Regions from separate parts of the Mus musculus genome. Here region 1 is linked to region 2. A link is a contact called in ENCODE Hi-C or POLR2A ChIA-PET data. All regions are on one chromosome and are shown on one strand. Each heading gives the region's core, a stretch centred on a gene start or an enhancer-like site at or near the end of the contact. The rest is flanking DNA. Distances are from core to core; before and after follow the strand shown.

The links. A loop is a pair of places that touch in the nucleus more often than their neighbours do. ChIA-PET counts read pairs that join two places held with the same protein, here RNA polymerase II (POLR2A).
Region 1: a loop to region 2 is called in a map of heart, with 4 times the contacts of the local background. The contact joins the promoter of Cttnbp2nl here to the enhancer-like site in region 2. A Hi-C loop is called at or near these places in 10 of 37 maps with a recorded cell type or tissue (Patski, gastrocnemius, heart and 2 more). POLR2A ChIA-PET finds 5 or more read pairs at or near these places in 3 of 5 experiments (Patski and embryonic stem cell).

The regions. Positions count from the first base shown.
Region 1 is chr3:105,050,160-105,055,398 of GRCm38, forward strand. It overlaps Cttnbp2nl (CTTNBP2 N-terminal like), which reads right to left and starts at 2,794. Exons shown (of 6, transcript NM_001163332.1): 1 at 2,741-2,794.
Region 2 is chr3:105,014,919-105,020,164 of GRCm38, forward strand. All of the region lies in intron 3 of Cttnbp2nl (CTTNBP2 N-terminal like), which reads right to left. Gm40116 (a long non-coding RNA gene) reads left to right here. Exons shown (of 2, transcript XR_867543.2): 2 at 2,342-2,844. Among named protein-coding and RNA genes, the nearest start is that of Gm40116, 9.5 kb to the left of the region's middle. Within about 2 kb of position 2,538, at least 1 of the 3 ENCODE cell types and tissues checked has a DNase peak (open chromatin) inside an H3K27ac peak, as active enhancers do; it is heart, where a contact is called at or near this core.

The DNA of each region.
Region 1 (5,239 bases), core at 1,544-4,043, 35 kb after region 2:
ATAACTCTAGCTTGTGTGAAGTTGACATAAACTAGCCAGCACACTAGGGTCAAACCAAATACCCAGAAACTAAAATAAAAATTAACCAATAGTTCCTAACATGTTCTTCAGAACTCACTCCATCCCCATTAGGTCAGATTCTTGTACATATATATCTTTAAAATGACTACAATTGATCATGTTTATAAGTATGGCTCAGAATTCATGACAGTAAAAAAGAAATTATATACAGCACCTAACCAGAGGTATTTTCTCATAGGAAAGTCAATATTTTAGCCACTTCAGATATTGCAATTTCCTATTATGTCAGATATGGAAAAATCAAATTACACAAAGACAAGAAGGCAGATGGTTTAAACTAACAAGATGTGCCATACTTTATTAGATGTTATCTGTCTTAGTTTGACTCTTAGGTGAGAACTTTAGACTAAATTCAGTGTTCGTATTGGGCACTGTGGAAGCTACAAAGACTTCATGCAGTCTAAGAATAATTTAACGAAATGCACTAAACACGCACATACACGCACACGCACACGCACACGCGCACACACACACACACTGTCTGCACACAATGCTTTTCTTCATCTAACATGACCAAAAATGACACTGAAATGGTTAGAGGAACGAATTCTCCCAGAGTTGAACATCGGAGTACACGCTGTAATCCCAACAGGAACGGGAAAGCCACCCTGGGCTACATAATCTTCAGAAACATAGCGAGACACAGTGCTCCACTCTTGATTAAATAAAACAAACCCTCCAGATCCAAAGGTATATCAAACAGGTCTTGTTTATTGTGCCAAAACATCAATGAGATTACTCTGCTTCTCCTGTTTGTCCAGGCCCTGGAAATCACTGCTCCCTGGGTCTCCTGACGTCTCCTACCTTAGTTTATTTCCCTTCTCTACTCAGGTAATGAGACACATCTTTTAGGGCTTTCCTGTTTTACTTCTAGGGTTTTTTTTTTTTTAAACCCCTGCTGCTATTTCTGGGATAATGTATCTCTCCCTCCTATGGCAATAAACTTTGTGTTTGTGGGAGAGACCCTGCATACAGTTTCTTCTTTGTGCTTCCTCTCACTACATATCTGGAAACAATCATGGAACAGATCTGCAGCCCCCTAGAGTGGCTCTGAAACCTAGGAACCTGACTACTCAAAACTAATTACCTTCAGGAAGTCTACTCAGGAAGGCTGCAGACAACAGCCACTACAATCACCCTCTCTGATTGCAACTCCGCACCTCGCCTCTATCAGCTATAAATAACCAACAGGAAAATGAACTTGAGATAAAAACTTAAAATGCTAAAAATATGGAAAAATTAATAGGTGGTACTGCTGGCCACAGATGATGACTGGAGATTCAATGACATTAATGTCAGGACAAAATCATTTGTACTTTGCAACTGCTAAAATGCCAAAGACTTTAGTAGATCTTTACAGGGACTCTACAGAGACGTGAAAATTGAATTCCCAAGGCTTTTATCTGCCCTTCTCTCTGAAACTGAAAAGTACCTTTTATTTTAATGCTTTAAATTTTGGTTGATGATGATGGTGTGCTAGACACCACCACATTACATGTATATTCGTTTCCTTTGAGGGTAAAATCCCACTATAAAAGAGGGGTGAGACAGTACTCAGAGGCCACAGGACCAGATTAATTATAAACCTAGCCAACTGAACCTGAATTTTGTTCAAATACTTCCTGTCTTTTGTTTCAACCTGCCATACACCTTCAAGGTTAACTGCAGTTTCCCTGAGCAACGGACCAGCCCACTCCAAATTGGGAGATGGGGACTCCTTCTGCAAAGGCATTTACTGACTCCTCGGCACCATTTCATTTGAAAATATGGTATTATTCAGTGACTGTCAAACAATACACACTGCATTCCTACCCACACAAGGCCAGCTCTGCTGAAAGCTAACACACCCACCTTGCTATGAAATATGCGGATGCTTCCCTACTAAGTTCTCAAGAGAAGAAACCGGGTAGAAAGCAAAATCGAAAGGCAACTCAAACCTAAAAAGCCCCTAAAAGCTGGTTTCTCCCAAAAGAAACAGAAAGGGCAAGAAAGGTACAAAGGGCGATGGGAAGAAGATAATGTATAATTTAAGCCGGGGAGCTTTCAACACTCAGAAAGAGAATACAGGATCTGGGGAGGCTGTAGGAGCAATCACAGGCTGGGGGATGGGAAGAGCTAAAAGAGGGGGAAAGGCCGCTTTGGCTGTTGGAGGTGTCTGTCTGGGTTTCGTCTTTTTTTCTCCCCCTCGCCCATCCCTCATAAGGAAAACGCTGGTTTGTGTGTGTGTGTTTAAATCTTATACAGAACCCTAGTTCTGGACCCACGCTTGCCAGCAGGGACAGATGTGGGAAAGGATGTCTGAATTCGCAGGGATCCAATATAGGGGTGGGGGCTGCAGCCTAGAAAACGGTACCCACCAGTACCACTCTGAGGCTAGGGCTGGGCAAAAGGCGACCTAGAGTGAGACAGGTCAGGAGGAGACCCCTGCTGAGGGGCGGAGGCTAGCGAGAGACAATGAACAATCGTAAAGACCCCGGAGGATGCCGCGACGCCTCCTTGGGGAATCCCGGGATCTGGAGGCGGCGGCCCCGCCCCCTAGGGGGACCATCCCTACCCCGACAGGGACTTCTGCTGAAAGCCACTCACGCTCCGGGCCAGGAGGCTCTCTCGGAGACCCGGCTCCCCCGGCACCGCAGAGCCCCGAGCCCACGCTCCGTACCTGGCCTCGGCGCTCCGGGATCCTTCCCCGCCGCCGCCTCCGCCGCCCGCTCCCCATCCCCAGCCTCCCAGGACCCGCCCCTTACCCGCCGGCGGCAGTGACAGGCAGATACCCTCGCCAATCATAGCTTTACCCTTGCGGCTCTGAAACCAATCCTCGCCGCCTGAAGGCGGGGCTTCTCCAAAGTCATCCCGGCTCCTCCTGGGGCCGCAAGATCCCTTTTGTTTGGGAGAGCCAGGCTGGGATTGAGCTGGCGTCACTTCCGGGAGGAAGTACCCTCCTCTGGTCCGCTGGAGTCTGTGCTCGCTCTGGTCTCCGCCCGGGTTCTGCAACTTTTCAGGACCCTGGGAACACCTTGTGGTGGCTTAATTGAGGGTTTATCTAAAATGTGAATAAAAGAAGTGAGTTTTAGCGTTTGTTTTCGAATTAGTATTGAAAACCTAGTAACGTGTCTTCTTTGCCCCCCCCCCCTCTCTCTCTCTCTCTCTCTCCCTCTCTCTCTCTCTCTCTCCCCCTTGGGTGTGGTGCTGGAAAGCAAGGGCGCAAGACCATCTTCTTTACCACATCACACTATGTACACAAAGGGAGACGCTGGGGTGGAAGCACCTGGTAGAGAGCATAACCCCTACCGACTTGCCTTTCAGGGCAAAGCCAAATAGCTGCAAACTTACCTGGTGTTTCCCCACACTGTGCTTGCCATTCATGTATGTGGGGGGCTATTTTATATGTTTGGGCCCCGTCATACCGTGGACCATGCATTTGTAACGAAGCCGAAACGGAACAGTAGGATGAGGGGAAATGGCTGGCCTCTTGAGCACAGGAATGCAGATCTTAGTGATAGAAACAAGACCTGGAGGGAAGAGATTGCACTCTACCATACATAGCCTGCACTTCAGCACCACAAGTGACTGAACTGTTTAAATAGCCGCATTGCTTTAAAGAACTTGTAACACGTACATATAAGAACTCAAGTATTTGAGTGCACAAGTAACATATTACGCGGAATACATTATTCCTAATTTTCACAATATTCAGCAAGAGACTATTAGGGACACACACACACACACACACACACACACAAAAAGCCCTCTGCTCATGGTTCTCAACCTGTGGGTCACGACCCCCTAGACAACCATTATAAAAATATCTACATTACAATCTAGAACAGCAAAATTACAGTTATGAAGTAGCAGCGTAATTATGTTTGAGGGAGTCACTATAACATGAGGAACTGTATTAAAGGACAGTAGCACTAGGAAGGTTGAGAACCACTGCCCTAGGCAAACAGCCCTCGAGACAGGTACAGTTTACAGTCTGGGTAAAGAGATACCCAGCCCAAGTAATCACGGTTTAGAGGAAGTCAAACAGTATTTCTTGTCCACACAGCGCTTCGTTCATCCATATACTATCTGTGTCAGTGCTGTGTGGGAAGACTGTCTTACCCTGCAATGTGGATAGCACTGTAAGAAATTAAGATGAGAAGACGAAGTCAAAGAAACCAAGAGAACCGGAGGAAGGCTATAGAGTTAAGAACTGGAAAAGAAAAATGACAAGAATAACACCAAATCTGTGCCACAGTCTGCTAACCAGCCACCAGTTTCCACCGGGGGTGGGGGGGGGTGGGGGGTGGGGGTGGGGGTGGTGGGGGGGCCTGTTGAGAGGGAAGGGTGGTGATTAGCATAGCAGCAGAGTAAAGCCAGCAACTCCATTGCAGGCTTGGAGACAGCATGCAGAGATGCTACAGTACAGCCCCCGTGCTTGTGGAACAATGACCTAGAGCACTAAGAGTTTCGCAAAGACAGCATGCTCTGTATTCAGAAAGACAGCCTTGTTGGATAGGGTGTGCACACCTGTAAATCCCATCCTGTGGGAGATGGAGGCAGAGGAGAAGCAGGAATTTGAGATCCTTCTTGGCCACACAGTGTGCTGCAGACCACCATGGCCAAAGGAGACCTCTCAGAATAGGACACAATGTCCGAAGTGATTTAAAGTCACAGTATTAGGTATAGGAATAGTACCACGGAGCCTGAAAAGAATCCATTTCCTCCTCCTTCCTTTGCTTTGCCTGTGGGTATGCACGGAGGAAGTGTCTCATTGCCAGACAATGAGGCAGATGTGGGACAACAGGCTATTTTTCTGCTGGATTCTGACTCACTCCAAGATTTGCTCCAGTGAATCAGCTCGCCCAGCCTTCCTCTCCCTCCCTTTGTAGCTATTAATCCACCACCACCCATTCTACTCCAAAGCTGACCTAATGGAAACAGTACCATGTGACCCACATCCTTTACAGCACCGAGCAGCTCCGGACGGACGCTCCGGGTTCCTTTAAGCCCATTCCTGAGCCAGGGTAGAAAAGCTCAACAGGATGAGGTCATCCTTGCCTTGTAAGACTCAGAGTCCTGAGAATGTTTAGATGGCTTTCAACTTATCACCCCTGGGGTAGTGAACAGGCAGGGCTCTGCGCCTCAGATAACCTTCAGCCTTCAACGGTGTCTGTGA
Region 2 (5,246 bases), core at 1,288-3,787:
TCTAACTTCTACAAGAATGAGGTGATTATTTCAACTGCCTTTGAAGTAGGATGAACTTCAAACACTCTTCAAAGTAATCTTCAAGCACAGATATTTATAAAGGCAATTATTTACATAAGATTAGACAATTATTTATCATTATTTGGACAAAGTGTCCTAAATTCTATTCAGGACTGAGAGTGGGTTTAATCTTAAGTAGCTGTGAGTGTGGCCACAAGGAGCGGTATCAACACCCTAATTCCAAAGTCTGTCACAGGTTTTGATGAAACCAAAGGAATGTGGAGTATGTCTGTCCTTCTGTCGGATCCCTTCCCTCCAGGAATGAGGCTATGGGGGCTATGGTACTTTCTGGCCTGGATCCATATGCTTACCTTTTTGATGTGGGGAACAAAAATGTGTACGGGAATTGAACAGGGAAGAAAGAACAGATAAAGGGCAAGTATTCCTGAACATAAATTAAGGATTTCAATGCACATAAAAACAAAAACAAAAAAATCCTTTCCCTTTCCCAGCAGTTTTAGGTTTATAACAGAAGTGAGTGAGTTAAGAGATTTCCTAGCTATCCCCACTGGCAAATGCTTAGGACTCTGCCCTGACAACCACCTCTCATTAGAATGGGTCATGGAACCCAGGACCTCCTAGGTAAGCAGCCAGGCTACAACTCCAGTTCTTCATCTTCCTGCCCAATGATCACAAATAAAAACAGACACTGAAGCTGGGTGTGGTTGTGCACACATTTAATCCCAGCACTTGGGAGGCAGAAGGCAGGTGGATCTTTGAGTTTGGGGCCAGTATGGTGAACAGAATGAATTCCAAGACAGCCAGGGCCACAAAGAGAAACTGTCTTGAAAAACGAAAACCAATGAACTAACCAACCAACCAGCCAATCAACCAACCAACCAACCAGCCAACCAGCCAACCAACCAGCCAGCCAACCAAACAACCAACCAGCCAACCAAACAACCAACCAACTAAAAAAGCGAAAGTAAAAACAAACAAACTAAACCAAAACAAAACAAAAGCCAGACACTGACCATAAATGAAAAGAGAAAATCCAAATGGCCAAGAATTATACATTAGAGTTCAGTTTAGGGCTGGAGAGACAGCTCAGTGGGTAAATAGTTCTTTCCGTGCAAGCATGAAGTCCTGGGTCCAAATTCCCAATAGTCATGTAAAAAAGCTGGGAGTGGCCTCTCATGGGCCTGTAAGCCCACCACTGGGTATGTATGTGTGCGTGTGCATGTACGTGTGCGTGTGCGTGTGTGTGTGTGCGCGCGTGTGGAGACAGAGGCTGACTGCCAGCTAACCCTAGGTTTAGGGAGAGATCCTGTCCTGGGGAATAAAGTGACGAGTGGAGAGTGATCTTCTTCTGCCCTGTCCCCACTGTGCAGACACCATACAAACATACACATCCCGTTACCTATATCCCAGTTAAAGCACAGAGCATTCTAAATCTCAACAGGAAGTTACTGCGTGCCCCTCCCCACCAGAAGTCTCCCCGCAGGGCCAACCCCGTTCTGAGTTCTTTTGTTTTCACTAACTTAGTCATCTAAACAGTCGCACATGCTGCACGCTTTTGTACCTGGCCCTGTTCTCAGTATAATGAAGTTCATGCTCATAGGTGGCATGTCTGTAATCTGTCCTCTACTGCTGCACTGTATGCTACTATATGAATATACTGCATTTATTTACTCTCTTGACTGATGTTTGAGTCTACTAAGTTGGATTCTTCTATGAACAAAGCTGTATTAGCAACAGAGTAAGAGCTGCTTGCAGATGCTTCTTTTGTAATTACAGCTCGTTAGCTTGTCTAATCATGAGAACTGCTCCATCAGTTCCCAGAGTGGGTCTACTACACTACTGCTTATCAGCAGCTTGGAAGCGTTCAGGTCTCACCCTTCCCAGCATCTGCTGTGGTCAGGCTGTATTTCAGCAGCAGCTGCAGCAGGGTCTCATTGTCCTGACTGGTACCTACTGAATTTAGCACCTCTCCATTTTGCTATGTATATATGAGAAAGAGTGTGATCACACGCACATGTGTGAATAACCATTTATATGCCACACAGAGCATGTATGGAGGTCAGAGGACAACCTGCGGGAGCCAGTTTTCTGGATCTTTTTACCATGTGGGCCCCAAGAACTGAACTGGGGTCACCGGGATGGAGATGACAAGCACCTTTACTCACTGAGCCATTTTGCTGGGTCCCCAAATCAATTTTAACAGCAGCAGCAGAAACAGGGATGCTAACATCCAAATGCTTTTTACCTGAAAGCAGTGTGCTGAGTTTTCATCCCACCAACCTAATCCTAACAATCTCTCTTCTCTGTTTGCTTAAGACAGGTCTGGTATATGGCTGGTCTAGAACTGAGACCCTCTCACCTTGGTCTCCTGCGTGCTCTGCATACAGGATTCACCACCAACCATGCCCAGCACATATTCCTCTTCTGCTAGGCGACACTATCATCTCCATTTCCTTTCATAGAGATTAAACAGTAGCATCCAACTTTCTCAGAGCCGAGAAGCTCGTCCACAGTGAGGAAGAGGAGGAGGCTGACACTCAGAACTTATCAGGAACGAGCTTCCGGTTAGGCCCTAACTGCGGAGTCTGGGCAGCTAGGAGTCTGCATAGCAGACAGTAATCCTGGGTTTTTTTCGGCTTCCTCCCTGCCTCAAAACCAGAAGAGAAGTCGCTGCAGAGCACTGTGAGGGGTGAGGTTATTTCAAGCAAGTTCTTCCTGGGTTACCCCACAAGTGTGTTGTGTCCCCTATGTCACAAAGTAACATCTACTTTGCATCACGTCTCAACTATGAATGACACTGGAATAAACGGAAGACTCAAATAAGTCTGACTGTTGACTCTGCTTTTCTATTTAAGGTAAAAGAAATATATAAACGCTAATCTAAAAAGGTATTAGTAGGACTATCTTATTTTAAACTAGCAAGTGTTACTAGAAGAGATTTGGTTATAGAACAAGTATATAATATACAAAAGAAACGAAAAGCCGCATAACTGAAATATCCAGAATACACAAACTTTGCATGCATTTATTTAGTACTTTATGTTTGCTGGGCAGTGCATATGCTGTGATGTGGGCGGTGACAGAGGAAGGCAGATTTGAACATGTGAGGCAAAGTTCTCAGTCTTCAAGAAGATAAAAATCTGCTACATTTTTAAGGACAAACAACAGGAGCGAGGGTGGGCAGCCTCTGCTTGTTTAATGGTTTCTGAACTGCATCACACATGTTTAGAAGAACACCAAGTGGAGTTTATTTGATTGGAGTTTTCTAAGACACACAGACTTTAACCTCCTAAGGAATAGGAAGGAAACGGCCAACCCTGGAAGTGGGTGGGTTCTGGCAGATAAACGGTACAATCAGTGACTTAATGAATCACAGGAAATAGGTACAGCGGTGGTGATGGTGGGGAGACACTTGACCCCAAACTTCTGGAGTACCACACAATGGGACTAACCCACAGGCCGTGGGACACGGTAGGTTAATCCTATGAACCTGGAGACCTCTCTACTAGAGATGAACTGAGGCTCTTGTATTCACTGTATTGAAAAGGCCCAGGGCTCAGTGAGTATAGGTATTTGCAGCCAAGACGGACACTGACAACCTGGGTTTGATCCCTGGGACCTACACACCAGAGGAAAAGAACTGACTCCCAAAAGTTGTCCTCTGACCTGTCTGCGCCATCCCGGCCAAGTTGTGTGAGCCCTTGTGCAAAGTTTAGGAGTCCATTCAGACAAATTACAGTTACAGCAGGTGTGCTGGCACGCACCTTAATCCCCACACTAGAGAGCCAGAGGCAGGTGGGCTTTATGAGTTCCATACCAGCCAACAACACATACTGAGACTCTGACTCAAAACAAAGAGACAAACAAATAGAGAAAGTCTAGTCAGGAGCCACTTCACAGCTGCACAGCTTCCATCGTCCCTCCTCAGAGTCACTCTACAAGGCGGCTCCTCCTCCTCAGTCACATCTCATGAGCTCCGTTTCCAGCGCTACTGCTGACTAAGTGTGTCCTGTGCACCCCACCACTGAGCAACAGTCCCACGTGAGCCCCATCTGAAACTAAGGAGTTTTTAAAAATTACTTTTATTTTTATTATGTGTACGTGTCTTTGTATGTACTCATGAGGGCATGCTCCAGGAGGCATATGAAACCTTGGAAGTGGAGTTCCAGGCAGTTGTGCTCTGCCTGACGTGGGTGTTGGGAAATGAACCTGAGTCCTCTGAAAGGCCAGCCTGTGTACATTCTTAACTGTTGAGCTATCTCTCTAGTCTGAAGTTAGTTTGTACTTTCTGTTTTAGATTTATTTATGTGTATGTATACACATAAATTTAAAATAAATTTAAAAAAAATTTAAAATAGTGTTAATTTGGAAAATAGAGAAAACAGATGATGATAAACATTATCTAAAAGATACAAAAACAAACAACAACAACAACAAACCCAAAACAAAAAAACCCAAACCCTGAAAAACAAATTCCCAGTTAGGCGTGGTGACCCAAACCTTTGATCCCAGTATTGGGGAGGCAGAGGTAGAAGGATCTCTGTGAGCTTAGGGATAGCCTGGTCTACAAAGAGGGTTCCAGGACAGAGAGCTACAAAGAGAGCCTGTCTCAAACTAACTCCCACCCATCAGAAAAAGAGAGAGCGAGAGAGAGAGAGAGAGAGGGAGAGAGAGAGAGAGAGAGGAAGGAAAGAAAAGAAAAAAGGAAAGAAAAAGAAAAGAAAGAAAAAAGGATGGAAGGAAGGAGAGAAGAGAAGAGAAGAGAAGAGAAGAGAAGAGAAGAGAAGAGAAGAGAAGAGAAGAGAAGAGAAGAGAAGAGAAGGAAGAGAAGGAAGAAGAACCAGTTGCAGTAAGCACAAGTCCCACAGAACTAGGGTGAGTGCGTGCATTCTGAACGTCAGTATCTCTAAGTCAGACAGATGCTCTAAAGCCCTCAGCTGGACAGTGGGGAAATAGATTTTCTAAGTAGCTAGAAGGGAAGGAAAAAGAACACTGCACCACTCAATACAGTGCGGCTGGAGCAGCCTCAGTGGGAGTGGTCTTGCCTAGCATTATAAGGTCCAGGGTTTGGGGATGAGGCTAGGATTGGGAGGAGCTCGCGGGTGTTTGCTTTTCTGCTGATACAAAGCTCCCATTATTACCCAATGGGGGGAGAGGGCAGTGCAGACGACTACACCTCACCTCAGCAAGAAAGGATGCTAAGACAAAATGTTCACTGAAAGTTA